Linked DNA regions of Mus musculus: region 1 is linked to region 2. A link is a loop called in an ENCODE intact Hi-C map of the cell type or tissue named here. Cell type or tissue: heart. All regions are shown on one strand.

The links. A loop is a pair of places that touch in the nucleus more often than their neighbours do. Peaks named below come from ENCODE experiments on the same cell type or tissue, not always from the same donor. Only the 100,000 strongest peaks of a DNase experiment are listed, where the experiment ranks them.
Region 1: it touches region 2 in a loop (2.1-fold over the local background); 8 of 42 quality-filtered maps call a loop at or near these places.

Annotation. Positions count from the first base shown.
Region 1 is chr1:39,529,303-39,531,802 of GRCm38, reverse strand. No RefSeq gene overlaps it. Among named protein-coding and RNA genes, the nearest start is that of Cnot11, 5.1 kb to the left of the region's middle. In heart, a CTCF peak has its summit at 1,330 (motif pointing right); a DNase peak (open chromatin) is centred at 1,392; H3K4me3 peaks cover 311 bases.
Region 2 is chr1:39,191,722-39,194,221 of GRCm38, reverse strand. It overlaps a transcript of Npas2 not described here. Among named protein-coding and RNA genes, the nearest start is that of Npas2, 1.3 kb to the left of the region's middle. In heart, a CTCF peak has its summit at 1,269; DNase peaks (open chromatin) are centred at 91, 861 and 1,471; H3K4me3 peaks cover 1,921 bases; H3K27ac peaks cover 978 bases; H3K27me3 peaks cover 1,997 bases.

The DNA.
Region 1 (2,500 bases), 340 kb before region 2:
AAATAAATAAATAAATAAATAAATCTTTAAAAAAAAGAGGGTAGAAGAGGCAGAGAAGGAGAGAGTAGAGAAGTAGAGGAGTAGAGGCTGGCCATGAGCATGTGGAGAGAGAAGGGGGAAGGGGCGCAGGGACAGTGGGAGCAAGAAGGCAAGAGACCAAGAAAGGAATGAGAAAGGGAGGAGGGGCAAGCAGCCCCTTTTATAATGGGTCAAGCCTACCTGGCTATTGCCAGGTAACTGTGGGACGGAGTTTAGACAGAATGCTAACAATAGTTATGTAACAGTCCCTGTCTTAAACAATGTTTTTTTGTTTTTGTTTTTGTTTTTTACTTCCCTCCTGTTTTAGGGTTTTTCTTGCTGTGAAGAGACATCATGACCAAGGCAACTCTTATAAAGGACAACATTTCATTGGGGCTGGCTTCCAGTTCAGAGGTTCAGTCCATTATCATCGTGGAGGGAAGCATGGTGGCCTGCAGGCAGACATGGTGCTGGAGGAGCCAGAGTTCTATATCTTGATTCACAAGCAGCAGGAGGCTGGGTTCCACACTGGTCAGACCTGAGCTCATAAGGCCTCAAATCCCGCCTCCACAGTGACCTTTCCTCCAACAAGGCCACACCTCCTAATAGTGCCACTTCCTGGGCCAAGCATTCAAACACCGAGTCTTTGGGATTAGGGGGTAGGGTGGGGCAAACCTATTCAAACCTCCATACCTGATGAGTACTTAAAGGAGACTTTATTTATACTCGCTGGGCTAATCTCTTAGGGTTCTCATCACAGCCTTCTGCCTTTTTACACTTGTCTTCTTTCTTATTGACTCCTCTGAGTTTTAAAGCTTCAAGCATGAATCCTCTGTAAGATTTGTGTATTGCTAGCATCCTCTCCCAGTATGTCCTCTTTTTACTCTGCCAATGGCTTCCGATAGTTGTATTCCTGACTCCCCGTGACCAAATCTGGTATACCAACATAGACAGATGATCGCAACATGCTGCTAAAATCAGCCACTTCAAAGGAGCCCAGAGGCTGCCTCGGTTCTGAGGTAGCTCACAGCAGTGGTACCTATGTCTGGGTGCTGGTTTTTTCAGCATCAGTGGCTCTGAGGGCAAGGAGACTGGGCGAGCTGATGGGCTTATCCATCTTACTGATAACCTTCGATCCCAGGTCTCCACTGCAGTGCCTTGCCATGGTTGTTCAACCAAGTCACCAGCCCTAACTCCTTGTATCTGATTGCAACTGTTATTTTGTGGTTCTTCTTATTTTATTTGCTGTGCGCGTGGTGTTTTGCCTTCATGCGGGCTGGATACCACACACATGCAGTACCAATTGAGACCAGAAGAGGGCACCAAATGCCCTAGAATTAGAATTAGACCGTTGTATGCCTCCATGCGGGTGCCAAAAATGGGTTGTGTTTTAAAAGTAGATGGCAGTGTTTGGGAACTTCTCGAATCTTTAGGGGGCGGAGCCTAGCTAGAAGAAGCAAGCCAGTAGTGGTAAGAATATTTATTATTGACTTTTTCCTGTCTGCTCTTCTGCCTCCTGCCCACCATGTTGCAAAGGGCTCTGCTCTACCATGCCCTTCTTTGCCTGATGGAATGGCATGTGTGAAACCATGAGCCTTGTTCCTTGAAGCTGTTCTCCCGGGTGCTGTGATCATATCTCTGCAAAGGTCACTGGAGTGCTGAGTAGTGGGTTTTTTTTTAATTAATTTAAATATTCTTATCAATTAATTAATTTTATGTGTATGGATATTCTGTCCGCATGTATGTCTGTGTGCTAAAGTGGGTGTCTGCTACCTGACAAGAACAGAAGCAGATGTTGGGTCTATGTGGGAGGGGAGAACTGGTTCTCAAAACATTTCTTCTGACACACCATAGCATCCATGTGCCCACAACTATGCACACACACAAATAAAACTTAAAGAAATCGATCCCCACCCTACACACACCACATGGCTAAATATATAAATACCATGGCAATGCTATATTCAAGAAGAATAGCTGTTAGTGTTTGCCCGGGAGTGGTCCTGGCTTGTTGTTTGAGTTTGGTAGTGTTCCTCTCTTTACGTTGCATGGAATAGTCAGGGAAGCATGGGTATTAGCTGGCCACCTGGTCTAAGCGAGAGCCAGAGCCATCTAATCCAAGAGAGGGCTCATCTAAGAAGCTGGAATTCAGTCCCAAGCAAAGGCCATCCTCTCATCCTCCCACGCATTGATCCACACGGCAAATATGGCAACCAGAGGGAATAAGGATCTTTCATCTCAATCGATCTCAGTGTAAGGGAGAAATGGGATTCCGGTGTTGCTAACTCAGAACAGCACACAGCACAGTCAGATCCTCTCCACAGCCAACATAGTGGGGGAGGGAGTTTTGTTGCTCTCAGTGCATTACTGCCTCCAGCAAATGGTCTTAGACCTTATTACTGCATTACACACACACACACACACACACACACACACACCACACAGATACAAAGACACACACAGAGAGACATAAACACAGGCA
Region 2 (2,500 bases):
CCAGGGCGGCAGGACCCGGAGTGCGCAGGACTCACCTCCCCGCGCCCCAACCCCCGGGTGCCTGCGCTGCGCAGCCTCGCGCGGTGTCGCGCCCGAGCGTCCCTCCCTGCCCCGCGCGTCCCCAGCGCTAGCGAGCAGGTGACCAGAGCCGCGAGCCACGCGCACGTATTCCCACCCGAGATCGTGCGTCCCCAAGCGCGGTGGCCTCTTACCTCCGAGCGGGCCGGGGCGGCCCCGCCAGGCCGGGCACCGACTGGGCCGGGGAGACGCGCCTCCCGCCGCCGCGGGGAGCCGGGGCGGCAGGCGGGCTCGGGGAGCTTCTCCCGGGCGGCGGCGGGAGGCGCTGCTCTCGCCGCTGCCGCCGGGGTCTCGGGGCTCCGCGGCCGCTGCGCGGGTCCCTCGGGTCCTGCGGAAAAGCCCGCCGCTCGCGCCGCAAACTCTTGGGCGCGTAGAGCTGGGGACCGCCGCCACCTCCCCGCCCCGCTGCCGCCTCCTCCTCCTCCCTCTTCTCTTTCTCCTCCTCCTCCCGCTCCCCTTCCTCCTCCTCCTCCTCCTCTTCCTCTTAAGCCTCCAGGCTCCGGCGGCTACCCGCTCCCCCCACCCCCCTACGGTCCAAACCCAGTGTGAGCCGCGCACTCAGCGCGTGCCGCAGGGACGCGGACCCTGCGACCCCCCGGCGACTCTCGGCGGGGCAGACACCGGTGCGCCCCCAGGGCCTCTGCGAGTCCTGCGGGGCTGCTTGGGGAGGGGGGTGTGGGGGTATCGACGTGGGGGTCCGGCCAGTCTGGTCCGGACTGGGCGCGGTGGAAGGGGGAGACTGTGCTTAGTGCGGAACCTGGAAGAGGGGAGGCGAGCTTGACATTTGAGGAGCTGCCGGCCAGGGTCCTGCTAAAGTTGTCACTAGGGGGGTAGCAAAGAATCCGTGCCCCGGGTAAATGGGAATCATCTCAGTGCCCACTGCCACTGTGCTGTCACGGGGTGGGGGTGTTTGCTAGAATGTGATTGTCTTGTCCCCCTCGCCCACGCCGACCTCTAAGGGCAGGCCTCTGCGCTTCCGTGACTCAGGTTACTGGGGACGTGGGTGGGTGAGGGAACACCAGGTGAGAAGAAGGGTCCTGGGATGTGAGAGTGAACGCTGTTCGTGGAATATAGCAGCGGTTGCTAGGGAGGAACGCTCGGTGCCTCCTCCAGGGCGAGCTTAACTGGTCAGGAAAATGGGTCAAGGATCGGCAAGAACCCGCTAAATGTCCCCTTGTAACCCCAGGGCCACAGGTCGGGGGCTGCGGCCAGGAGGCGCCCTAGGAGCAGCGCCGGGCCTCTCCCTCCCCGCCCCCACTGCCCTCTCTCCTTTTGCACCAGTGCAGGAAATGTTCCACTGACCTACATATTTTTCCAAACATACGTGACCTTTTTTTTTTTTCCTGTGGGAGGAGACAGGCGAGAATCCAAGAAAAAGAGAAGCTGTAGAGAGCGGCGCGCGCAAGAACACAGGGAGCCCTTTTCCCAAGCTTCTGCAAACCCCTAGCCAAGACAGATGTGCAGACGGGGTACGGGGAACCAGGCCTGCTGTTAGACTCGCTGAGGGGGTTCTGAGCGCGAATGGGGTGATGGGGAGATTGCTAGCCCCGCGGAAGAGCTCAGGGGTGGCGTGTTTCACCCAAACCCACAACAACCCTCTACTGGCGTCCAGAGATCACGGCAGGCAGGCAGGCAGGCACCTGGCTAGACCAGCCGGAAGAGGGGAGCCACGTCCCCGCGCCAGGTGCACAAAGGCCACCTGCTTTCTGACACCCTTTGAGTTCAATTCCTGGGGCAGAGCTCTGTCTTGGCAGCTCTCTTTGGGTCATTCTACATCTCACATTCCAGCAAGTGGCCTGGACAAGGAAAACGCCCCCATTGGCTCCTGGCTACCTATCACCCTCCCCCTCCCTCTTTCTCCCCCTTCCTCTCCCCCTCCCTCTCCCTCTCCTCCCTCTTCCTCTTCCTCCCCCTCTCCCTCTTCCTCTCCCTTCCCCTCCCTTTCCCTCTCCTCCCTTTCCCTCTCCCCCTCTCCCCTCCCCGTGTGCGTGTGTGTGTGTGTGTGTGTGTGTGTGTGTGTGTGTGTGTGTGTGTCCAGAAGGGGTCTCCGGAGCTTCTGAGGCTTCAGTTCCAAGAGCTAGCCTTAGTCCTGGCTCATGGTGTTCTGGGGCCTGGATTTCTCCTCTCCAGTGCAAACTGGACCTGCACCAGAGGGGCCTTATTTGGACATGCAACCCTACCCAGTCAATTAGATGAAAACACTCACACAGAGGTCCTCCCCTCCCCAGTAAAGTAGGTCATTCTCTTTATTTCCCATTTGTATTATTTTTGTCTAATTCTCCTTCTGAGAAAATAAGCACGTGCACAGAACTCCGAGCATCCTACAAACCCTGCCGTCCTCAGGCTTGTTTCTGACTCAAAGGCTTTTGAGGAAAGAGAAAGTTGACTGACCCCTTGTTAGTTTGGAGTTCCCCTTTCCAGC